Linked DNA regions of Mus musculus: region 2 is linked to region 1. Evidence: chromatin loops called from intact Hi-C (ENCODE). Cell type or tissue: left cerebral cortex. All regions are shown on one strand. Each heading gives the region's core, and the rest is flanking DNA. Links, peaks and the distances in the headings are about the cores only.

Region 1 (5,823 bases), core at 298-5,297:
TCTCCCCTTGGTGCCTGGCTTGGGTCTGTGGATGTTGCTGTCTTTGTTCTCAAGAGTGTGTCGGTCCCCTTGGTGGTACTTTGCCTATAAGGTGGGCTAACTGCAGGCAATCGCGGGTCTCTTAGGTTACTGGAGCGAGGTATCCATCCCGAATGCCCTGCCAAGTTAGGCTGGCCCCTCCCTGCTTTGACAGATTGGGAAATGAAGATAAAAGGAGACTAAAGCAGAGAAAAACATCTATCTCCTTTTTCTCCTTCCCCACTCTCTTCCCTCTCTTCTTTTTCTTCCTCTTTCTTTTTCTTTTCCTCCTCTTCTTTGGTTTTTCGAAAAAGGGTTTCTCTGCATACCTCTGGCTGTCCTGGAACTAGCTCTGTAGATCAGGCTGGCCTGAAACTCATAGAGATCCACCTGCCTCTATCTTTCAAGTGCTGGGATTAAAGGCATACACCACCACTGCCTGGGTATTTTCCTTCTTTTTTAAAAAAATGTTTACTGGATTGGGCATGGTTGCCTGCCTGGTATATGAAGTGAGTTAGCCAGGACTATGTAGAGGCCTTGTTTCAAAAACAAAAACAAAGAAACAAAACAAATCAAGATGGCTCTGGAACTCTTCTGTGTAACTCAGGCTGGCTTCTGCCTTCTGAGTTGTGGGATTGTAGGTGTAGTATCACACCCAGCTTCGTATGTTTTGTTTTCGTCTTTGTTTTTTTCTCCCTTTTCTTTTCCTGACTGTTGACAAGTAGCTTTGGTGGGGACCCAGCTGGCCATGTTTAGGGACTTCCACTCTCCTTTGTTCAGAGACAGAATTCATTATTTTGGTACTGAGCCCCCTGCTGGCACCAGACTGTCTTCTGAGATAGGAAATTGGAAAAGAACAAACAACTCCAATCCTTGCTGTAAGATGTTTCCATTCTGGAGTAGAAAGGTTAAAAATCAATAAATCCACAAATAAGCCAATATCAAGAGTACTGGGTATGAAAATAGGGCTATATCAGTATCTATTTTTTCATGACTGGTTTTTGAGCTCAAACCTGAAAGAACCGTGAGGAAACCATCCAAGTAGCATGCTACCTACACCGATGGGGAACTGTTTAAAGCCACTGAAGAAAAAAAGGGAGCAGGTGTATGTATGGAAGGGCAGGGGTTAAGCATGAGGGCCAAGAGGCCAGGTGGAGCCTGGAAGGATCTTGCTTTCTCCTCTGAATGAGATCTGGGAATACTTTTCAGTGACTTAGCATCCTACAGGTCCAGCATAGCTTTGCTTCTGCAGCGGCTTAACTATGACTGACTTGGTCCAGGCGGGTCTTTGCAGGATGGCGGGACAATTCCACAGGTTTGCTGCCTCTGAGTCAGACCTCTATGCTTCATCCATTGCCTCTGACCTCCTGGCTGCCTGGGGCTCCTTAGGGTAGGAGGGTGGAGTGGCCGCCAGGCTGGCGGGCTGGCAAGGGAGGGGGGCAGCATTTCTGGGAATTGTGTCAGGGAAGCACATTGTTAGAGCAAGCCTGCAGCTAAGGCCTCACTGGCCTCTAGGGGATGTCTCCTGCCTCCCTAACACTGCCTCTGGGGGAGGAAGCTGGGTCCTGGCCAGGCTGTGGGCTGGTGGGGGACTTTCCAAGCAGACATTTCCATAAGCTTATGGCTCTTCCCATTCTGTAGTCTAGGAGACTGAGGCTCAGAGAGCTCGTATCCATCTACACAGACAAAACCAATATCCACATGCCTAGCTTCCACTTTCTACCTCATAATACTGGAGACCCTTTTATCTGTCACTGGTCCCTGCCTTGTCTGACCACAGAAGCCAGTGTCCAAGGAGGGCCTAAAGTGGGATTGGCTGTGGTTGTAGATCCACAGAGCCCTATGGTGAAGATCTGCAACCCCCAAGATGGGCAGAGGACCTGAGAACTGCATGCAGGGGAGGGACTATCATATGGTGACAAGGATATAGGACCTCCTGGAGCTTAGGCTCCGTGTGAGCTTGGCAGTGTGAGTCTTCCCACCCACCACCGCCCTGCCTTGGCCAGAGGGGAAGCATTCAGGCCACCACTGGGGTCAGGGCCAGCTCTGGGCAGACATAGATGGGGGGCAGGGATCACAAATAGAAAAATAAATGGCTTGGGCTTCCGATGTTTCCTGAACTGAGGAAGGGGGTAGGGCAAGCTTTGGGTCAAAGGTACAGTTGGCCTGGTGGGGCAGACCCTGGGGATGTCCCATGATCCTATCTCATTAGATCATTGCCTGTCCTTTTCAGACCTTCAAGCTGGGATATCTCTATCCCAGGGTCCCTAGGATAGGGCTATGTTGCTCACTGAGGACTCTTGAAGTCAGAGATCCACTTCAGGGGCAGACTCTTAAGAAATATTGGGAGTGTGCGCCCCAGGAAGGCTGGGTGCAAAAGCCGTTGGTGAATTGTTAGGATACCTCATCTAGGTGTTCTGGGAACTTGGAAAAGACCCCAGTAGTAGATTGGACAATATAGATAGGTAAGGCTGTCTCCCAGAAGCCTTCTTTCCCACCTGGTATCACATTGTCCAAGAAACTTCTTATCTCCAAACCCAGGCAGGTGTGTCCTCCACCACCTTCAGAAGGCTAGGGTAGAGGACAACACCACACTGGAGCGAACACCTGGGTGAATCTATGGTCTAGATGTTTGGTGGGGAGGTTCCACTGAAGATAAAGCTCTGAAAGTCAGCAAGGTGTATGGGGGTGGGGTGAGGTGGGGGAGAATCTGGGGTGGGAGGTGACTTTTCTGATCAAGGGCCAGAAGGTTCGATTTGGAGCTCTTGTAGGATCTGGGATCAGGACTTTTTGTTTCTGAAACATGTCTCTCATATACATATCTGAGGATAACCTTCAACTTCTGGCCTTCCTGTCTCTATCACCCAAGTGCTGAGTGAACAGGCACGTACCTGTGATGCCTGGTTTGTATGCAGTACGGTGGATTGAACCCAGGGCTTCCTACATGCTAAACAAAATACTATCAACTGCGCTTTCTAAAGTTGGAATTTTCTAAGGTTGCAATGTGGAAATATCTGGCTGGTGAGTACCAACCCCACAAGTAAGGACCCCTCAGGATTGAACACACCTTTGATCTGGCTTCTTGTGACATAGCTCCCCTGCTGGTGATCTACTGGATTTTCCTCAGGAAAGAGCCTGTTCTTGAGCAGATCTGTGGGTGGCTCCTGCCACCTACAGGCTGCTGTTGCTCATCATTGGGACCAGTCAGAGCTGGGACTACTCAGTAGGCAGTCCCTTGATGGGGTCAAGTCATCAGCCAAACACAGCATGGCTGAAGGTCCTGTGGTTCTCTTACTGCCTGTCTTGTGGTAGGGTCCTGAAAGCATTAATTCAGTACTCAAACACAGGGTTCCCTTTCCCAGAATTTTTGTTGTTGTTGTTGGGTTTAGCTTAGAGCAAGGGCCCAGCTCTCAGTAAAGGGCAGAATGAGAGGTGGTATGAAACTAGAGAGCTGGGTTCAGCCATCACTGCACCTCTGGAAAAGCTTTGTTGCCTTCAAGAAGTTCCATGCCTTTTTCTTATGGTAAAGATGTCATAACTGATTAAAACGGTCAGCTTAGGTCATTTGTGTATGTCATTTGCACTCTGGCCTCCTGGGTACAAAAAAATTCAGATTGACTTTTAGTACCAGCACACCTGCCACCATGTATAGGACAGAAGAAGAGCAGAGCACCATTCTCCCTTTCCTGGACGTGGTTAGGGTCTTCCTGAGGTAATGCCTCAGTAGCGGATTGCCTCAGTACCCTGCCCTGTTCTCAGTGTAAAATATGAATCGGAGGCTCCTGATCGCAGCCTCTGTCATTGTCACTTCACAGGTTGGGAGACTGAGACGTACAACAATGTGCAGAACTTGGGGTTTATACCGTTAGGTTGACTTCAGAACCTGAATAGTTCTCCCCACTCCCACCCCCCACCCCCGAGACAGGGTTTCTCTGTGTAACCCTGAATGTATTGGAACTAGCTCTGTAGACCAGGCTGACCTTGAACTCACAGGGATCTGCTTGACTCTCTATCTCTCGAGTGCAGGGATTAAAAAGGCATGAGCCTACATTGCTTGGCTAAAGCCTGAATTCTTGCGGAGAAACCGTTTCAGAGTCCCGGCCACCTGCGCAGCGCCAAGAAAGCCCCCAAACTCGGCTTGGTACCAAGTGAAGTGTGTGGAGTGAGCTGAGTGACTCTCGGAAGTGGAGGCGATCTAAGTGCACTAGTGAAGGCGCGACCGGCCGCCAGGGCAAGCTGCTCAGATGGGTTGAATTAAAGACCTGAGCGCAGTAGGGTTGTCCTTCTCCCTCCTCTAGGTCCTCCCTCCCCCTGGCATTCGGTGGGCACGTGGGGCCGTGGTCCGGCGGAGATACCTGCGGAACTACCTTTTCCAGCGGGCAATCAGGCCGCAGGCCGCAGGCCGCGCAGTCGTCTGGGAGTTGTGGTCCCGGGGGCGGGGACTCTTTTTTTTTTTTTTTTTTTTTAATTCTGTCGCACGCGGCCGCCAGGCGGAGGTTTGGACCGCGGATCTAGGCGGCGGCGGCGGCCGAGGTCAGGCCGGGCGGCGCAACCGGCACAACCCGCCGCCACCGAGGTAGTGATGGGCAAGGAGGAAGAGATTGCTCGTATCGCCCGGAGGCTGGACAAAATGGTGACCAGGAAGAACGCGGTGAGGGGCGCGGGCCGCCAGGACCCTGGGGCCCCGCTCCGCGGAGACCGTCTGAGCCTACCCTCGGGCAGAGTGATACCTAGCCCAGTCAGTCGAGACCCCTTGCCCAGGCCCGCCCTCCACCCTGTCCTGGGACTGCCGCTTCGCAATGGACGCCGCGTTGACCGAAAGCTACCCTCTGTTCGTCGCCCAGCGGTGGCCGCGGGCGTCCCTGGCCCAGCCGTTGTCTCCCCTGTCTGCCCCCCACCCTTCAGCACCAGGTTTCTCTTAATAAATTTTTCCCCTGCTTAGTCAGGCCTCAGGCAACAGCAAGTCGGTTTGGGCAGACAGTTGAGCCTGTGGCGTTGAGACCCCTGGCCAGTGTGGGCTTGGCAGTCCAGCCTGCCTTCCGACCATGGTCACCTGCGTAGCCTTTGAGGAGCATCCTTAGGGGATGATGGCACCTGCAATCTTGCCTTCCGTGGGTGGGAAGGGACTTAGGAGGTGGCTTTAAGACTGAGTGACTCTAGAGCATCCGCAGCACCGCTCTGAGGGCAGCCCAGATAGTGGCTGAGTCATGAGTCTGTACAGCCTCCCCAGGACTGTGCTTGAAGTAGAAGGCTGCAGGACAGCTTTTGGGGATGAGCAGGATTGCTCTAGGGGTTGGAGGGCTGGGGTCTAAAACAGGAAGTAGGTTAAGTGCCCACATAAGCCTTTACACTGGAAACAGAACCCACTTTGCAATCATCTGGGCTACAGAGGCCCTGCTGGAGCTTCTTTCCGGTAAGAGAAAGCACAAATGACAAACTTGGAACTAAGGGTGGCAGAGATAGGATGGGAATCCAAAGGGAGACCCAGTAAGGATGGAAGGCCACAGATAGGACTGTACAGTTGAGAAGGGAACCTGCAGAGGTTCCAGTAGTCCTTGAGAGAGGCTCCTTGGAACAGCTGATGGTTTATCTGGGTTTTCATTATGGGAGTGCAGGGCTATTGTGGATGCATGCCCCTGGCTCCAAGGATCAGGTCTTCTTAGCAAAGTCAGCCACCTCAGGGCTGATTGGTGTACAGCTTACTAACTTAGGGCCATGAAACAAGGCTGCAGCCTGAGCAGATAAGTCACACAGATTGAAGGGTCAGCCCCAGCCCCTACCACGGCTGGATGGGTTGGTTTTCTC
Region 2 (5,823 bases), core at 220-5,219, 79 kb before region 1:
CCCTGATCACTGGGCTAGGTTTAGCCACTAGGGTATCCTGCAGGATCCAAAGGGGCTGTAGGGCCAATTCTGACTCATTCTTGGCTGTGGGCTCTGGTCACAGTGTTGGGGTCTGGGGTCCAAGTATAGGCAGCAGCTAGGACATGTTTCCGAAGGAAGCTGTAGGATGGATAGGAGGAAAAGCTGAGTTTTGGCACACCCAAGGATGGTCCTTACTGGATGGCCCCCTTTTGTGTCGAGAAAAGTCACCCTCCACCTTCAGCCTAGTCCCTCCCCCTAATCCTGGTCCCTGATACTAACCTTGGCTGAGCAGCTTCAGGCTCCGCCCCTCCTCACGAACCTGCAGGTGGAGTACCTGCTGCAGCACCTCCTGCCTCTGAGCCTCTTGGGTCAACCCCATTCTCTGCAGCTTATCTGCATTCAGTCGAAGCAGAGCTCGGCCTAGGGAGAGAGAAGGGAAGGCAGTGAGGCAAACAGAAGCAAAGCATAGGAGTCTATCAGGATAAAACAAACAAATAAACAGACAGACATGACCAAGAAAGTAGAGCAGAGATTCAGAGATTCTTAAAGGAAGAAAGGTAGAAAGAAAGACAGGATTGATTAAAAGAGGCCAATCAGAGAAGCAGCACACACACACAAGGCTGAACTCAGGAGGATACAGGAGAAGACAAGGCTGACTACGTCTTGAGCATTCTGTTTCTCCCTAGCCAGTGACCCCACTATACCAGTGATGGCATGCTGGGAGAAGGCCTCGACGTAGACGAGGTAGTTGTGAGGACAATGCTTCTTGAGCCACTTGCAAACGTCTTGTTGGCTCCACAAGACCACTGGCCTTGTCAGGCCACCCAGTGAAGGGCTTGTATGGTACAAACCATAGTGATCAGAGTAGAGCCGGGCCTGCAGGTGGGGAGGTAGGGTTAGTTGAGTGAAGATAATAAAACTGAGAGCAAGGGCAAGGATTTAGGTGGGATAGGTAGGCACCTGGGGGATCTCTGAGCCGGGCTGTTGAAGGAGCTTGATTGGCCTGCTGCTGGATGCCCTCTGGCTGCGGGAGTCATGCCACGTGAGGCTGGTGCCTGGTGTCCGAGGCAGGTGGCAGGGTATGTTCTCAGCTGATACTGTGTGTTCTAGGAGAGTCTGGCAGAAGCTGAAATGGGCAGAGGCTGTATGCAGGGATGTGCATACAGAGTGGTCAGGGGCAAGCTCCTCCCCTGTGACTCAGCTCCCTGACAATTAAATCTTCTCTCTACCAATGAGGGGAGTAATAATTTCTCCTGTAGGGGGAATCGTGAGCCCCTGGGACCAAAACTTTTTTTTTTTTTTTCCAAGAGTTGTCTTGAGAACTTTCTGAAGATAAGCTGGTCTTGCCTTTCCCTTTATCAGCTGATAGCCCACACTCTGGCCCCAAGGGTACTGAGATTGGAGGATGATCCACGCCATAGCCAGGCCAGGCGAGCAGCATCTCTAAGGCTGCCCTGACTTGCTTTGCCCTTGGCTTGGGCTGACAGGCAAGCCTTCTAAATACCATACAGGACCAGGGTGTGCACATTTCTTTGTCTTTAATAGTGTCTAACTATGACTCACTGACAAAAAGTTTGAATGATGGGAAAGCTGACAAGAAGCACTTGCCAGGCACATGCCAGATTTCTTTTCTATGTGGCTTCTGCAGGGCCTACCCCAGGACAACAAGTGTGAATAGGGTGCCAGCTAGGCATGTACCAGTTAACACAATCCTTTTCCCACTAATTCATTGCACTTGTTAAGTTAGTTTTAGGGTCATTTATGGTAATCACATGAGTCTGGGGATGACCAATGTCTTGATGCACCGAAAGCATCCATAAGTACTGTATATAACTCTATGTAGTACCTGCAAGTCAACAGAAGAAAGAAGGTGGGCTTAAGAAGTGTGTGGCCCCTATTCTGAGGTAGCCTGTAGTACCATAAGATTTATTCTAATGGAGCGAGGTTCAAGGAATTGGCACTGTGGTCTGAGGCCTTCCCTGGTCTAGGGCTAGAAGGCTCCTCATGAGGGAAACCAGTCGGACGTCTTGGCTATAACCGCACCTGCCAAGGCCGCCCAGGCCCCGCCTATTTCCTCCCTGTACTGGGCCAGAGTCTGTCGTTCCCAACCTCAACCTCAGAATTATACGCCTCTGCCTTGTCTCCAACCCCAACCTTAGGGCTTGGGGAGGGTTTTTCTTTATGTGAAGTAAAGGGTGACAGGAGTGTGGTGGTGTCATCTCTGTGAAGAATCTTCTGCCAGTCATCCCCACTCCAAGTCAAGGCCTGAGAATAACCGCCGCCCTCCCGCCCCATAACGCTGGACAAAGGCCCTTGGACTCTAGTAAAAAGACTTCCTCCCCGCAGCGGCCGCACCCGGAAACCCTTTGAGTCTAGCCCCGGTGCTCTCCTTGGGCCCCGGTACCCTTCCCGCTCTCAGCCCGCTGCTCACGATATTCCTGTGCCTGGGTCCATCCCAGCTCACCGTCCACATCCGGACGCTCCCCGAAGCCCGGACGCACAGCCCCGGCGCGAGCTCGCGGGGGGCTCAGCTTGGACCGCAGCTCGGTGAACATGGAGCCCGCGGATGTGCGGCTCGGGCACACGCCCCTCGCGGAGCACCAGGCAGCCAGTGTGGCCGGTGGGCAACGCACACCGCGTTCCCACCCGCCGCAGCCGGCCAAGCCCAAGCCGGTCCCCGCGGCCGGGGAGTCTGCGCGGCAAAGCACCTGCCGCCCAGCCCTGGGCGCAAGGCGCGCTCCGGGAGCTCGGAGGTGTATCGGCGGCGCGCGGGGCTGCGTATGCTTAGGATGTCCGCCAGAGCGAAAGGCGTCCTTGCGCACCTGGGTAGGACTCCGTGGACCAGCCTCTCTTGCAACCCGCTGGAGGGCCTTTGCAGTTGGCAGGCGAGGTCCCCTCGGTCTGGTGGTGGTGGGGATAATCATGCCTGTGCGCTTTTAGCTACTCAGTCTGGCCAAGGGCCACATCATTCTCTCCCAAACACCTGTGTGTCCTAATTTGCCCATTCCTTTTTTTTTTTTTAATTTTATGAGTGTTTTGCCCGAGTGTATACCTGTGCACTACATACATACCTGGTGTCCAGAAGAGGATATCGGTTTTCCTGACACTGGGGTTATGGACAGTTGTGAGCTGCAACATGGGTAAACCCATGTCCTCTGCAAGAATGAGAAATTCTCTTAACCACCGAGCTATATTTCTATTTCCACTAACTCGTTCCATATATATATATATATATATATATATATATATATATATTTGAGATTATTTAATTTTTTTTTAGTTATTCACTTTACATCCTGCTCACTGCCCCCTCCTGATTACCCCCTCCCTCAATCTTTCCCCCTCCCCTTCTCCTCTGGGCAGGTGGGCCCCCCCTGGGACACACACACACACACACACACACACACTCTTCAAGTCTCTGTGAGGCTAGGTGCTTCTCCCACTGAGGCCAGACAAGGCAGCCCAGCTAGCAGAACATATTCCACGTAGAGATAGCCCTTGATTCAGTTATTTAGGACCCACATCAAGCCACATATCTGCCATGCATGAGTGGGGAAACCTAGGTTCAGCCGGTGTATGTTCCTTGGTTGGCGGTTCAGACTCTGAGAGCTCCAAGGGTCCAGGTTAGTTGACTCTGTTGGTCTTCCTGTGGAGTTCCTATCCCCTTCAGGACCCACAATCCTTTCCCCTGTTCTTCCATAAGAATCCTCAAGCTCAATCCACTGCTTGGCTGTTGGTGTCTGTATCTGTCTGAGTCAGCTACTAGCTCATTCTTTACTGGAGTATTTGCTGACCCTCATTTACGGACCACTTTGCTTTGAACTTCAGGCAATACTCCTATCTCTGTGAAGCCCCTCTGTCAGGCACAGTTCCCTGTGGGTCAGTGTTCACAGACTCAATCCTGCTCCTCCCTAAAAACCTGTCTAGGGAGCCAGGACTGCTTTAGTACCTCACTGAAAAGCATTGGCTGTAGAGGCCTGGTTGTCTGATCCAGCAGAGTCCAGGCTGCACAACTTGCAGTTTTTCCTGTCGGCCCTAGAGTCTGGTGCTCTCCCCATGTGTAGGAGGTGTAAGACAAGTGAGGCTGAGAGGCAGACTGTCTCAACGGGCTGAGACTGCTTTATTTAAACACTGAGGGCCCCTAACCTAAAAGGGCTGGGACATACACACAGAGTAGCTACCAGGAGTTTACAGCTATTTTTGAGGTTTAACTCGGAGCAGGGTTGTTTCCCAGGGGTGGCATACTGCTTCTGCAGGTAGACATCGCCGAGGCTAAGCAACTTTTTATAGCGTGGGGTTAATGCCCTGTACAGCCTAATTCACGGCCTGAAGCTATTATTACACAACAGGTGGGACTGGCATTGTGTTTCGGGAGGAGCTGCACACAGAAAATATCTGTGCAAAGTAGAGTGGTGTGAGTCCACTCAAGCCACTGGGCACACAATCACTCCCAAGCTTGTGACGCTGGCCCACACACTGTTGAGTGCACTATACATCTGTCCTCAGAAGGCGCGCGGGGGTTGGAGTGGTCCCGGATCTGATGGCGTAGTCTGGACCGTCGGTGGCCGCATACGGTTCAGTACAGTAAGGCTAGTCTGAAGTGGTTATGGTGGTTGAACTAAGTGGCTTCGCAGCCTTGCTTGCACCGGAACGCTCCTGAACAGGACTAATGCGTTCCGGCTCCGCGTCAAGGCTGGCATGAAAATCGAACCCACGTCCTTGTGGCGCGATACCGAATACCGTCACGCGCACGCGCGTCTTCCCGCAACAAACACTGCACACAGCGCTGGCCGGAAACACTTTGCAAACCCACATCTTTGACTTCCGCCCGAAGCTCTAGGTGGGCGGGGCTTTCCGTGACCCAGCTCTCTACTTCCGGTGCGCGGGTGACGTAGTGCCTGCATCTCTTACTGCTGCGACACCCGGAGGACTCTGAGTCTTCTGTCGTATACTTGCTCCCCTGCTTTTCTGTGTTTCGGTCAATAACACCGCCATGAACAAGAAGAAGAAGCCGTTCCTGGGCATGCCTGCGCCGCTGGGCTACGTACCCGGGCTGGGCAGGGGGTAAGGCAGTGGGGGGGAGTTTGCCCCGGGTAGGGTGCCTGGTGCCCTGGAACACAGCTCGCTCTTGGCCTATTTGAGAACGATTCTGGACTAGCAGCCACTAGAGCTAGAGAGACCGCGTCTCAAAATAAAACAAAAAACCAGGGGCTGGAGCTAGTGGCGCACGTCTCTAACCCCAGCATTGTTGTGGGGGGTGGGTGGGATGGGATGGGGCAGGGGCAGAGGCCTTCGTTTTTAAGTTAAGAGACCAGCCTCGTCTACATAGCGAATTACAAAACAGCCAGGGCTACACAGCGAGTTTCAGGACAGCTAGAATTACTTAACGAAACCTTGTCTCAAAAACAAGGTTAACTTTCACCGCCACAACTAGGTAATTTGGCATAATGCCTTTCCGACAAAGTGGGTATGCATGTATGTATGTATGTGTCGAAATATGTAGGTTCATGAGGCCTGACTACCACTCTAAGATATGACTGAGGGGTCTGAATCTCAGTGTCTTGGTGTCTGAAGTAATATCCGTAAGCGAGTTGGCTGTAAGAAGCAGTTGAGTCTTTGATGTATACAGTAAGAGTGTGCTATACCTTTCTTCCCTTAAACATTTTTCTCTAGGATGTGTGGCTGTAGGTCACCTGTTCAAATTCTCAGCCGTCTGGACAGAGATGGCAGTGCCACTAGTCATAAGGTGTTGGGTAGATGAATAGTATTTTTCCTACTTTTTATGCATTTGATTAGGGAAAC

The links. Hi-C counts contacts between places; a loop is a spot of excess contacts. Peaks named below come from ENCODE experiments on the same cell type or tissue, not always from the same donor. Only the 100,000 strongest peaks of a DNase experiment are listed, where the experiment ranks them.
Region 2: it touches region 1 in a loop (2.2-fold over the local background); 2 of 42 quality-filtered maps call a loop at or near these places.

What each region holds. Positions count from the first base shown.
Region 1 is chr2:181,675,807-181,681,629 of GRCm38, forward strand. Tcea2 (transcription elongation factor A (SII), 2) reads left to right here and starts at 4,491. Exons shown (of 10, transcript NM_009326.3): 1 at 4,491-4,669. The coding sequence starts at 4,601. In left cerebral cortex, for the core only: CTCF peaks have their summits at 827 (motif pointing left), 1,511, 3,151 (motif pointing left) and 4,512; DNase peaks (open chromatin) are centred at 1,572, 3,177, 4,331, 4,784 and 1 more place; H3K4me3 peaks cover 1,450 bases; H3K27ac peaks cover 4,014 bases.
Region 2 is chr2:181,596,447-181,602,269 of GRCm38, forward strand. It overlaps Samd10 (sterile alpha motif domain containing 10), which reads right to left and starts at 2,781. Exons shown (of 5, transcript NM_172676.3): 1 at 2,486-2,781; 2 at 982-1,163; 3 at 726-897; 4 at 301-441; 5 at 1-159. The coding sequence starts at 2,576. The coding sequence ends at 137. Prpf6 (pre-mRNA splicing factor 6) reads left to right here and starts at 4,873. Exons shown (of 21, transcript NM_133701.2): 1 at 4,873-5,085. The coding sequence starts at 5,015. In left cerebral cortex, for the core only: CTCF peaks have their summits at 1,275 (motif pointing right), 2,811, 4,685 and 4,935; DNase peaks (open chromatin) are centred at 1,116, 2,175, 2,765, 4,095 and 1 more place; H3K4me3 peaks cover 2,636 bases; H3K27ac peaks cover 2,781 bases.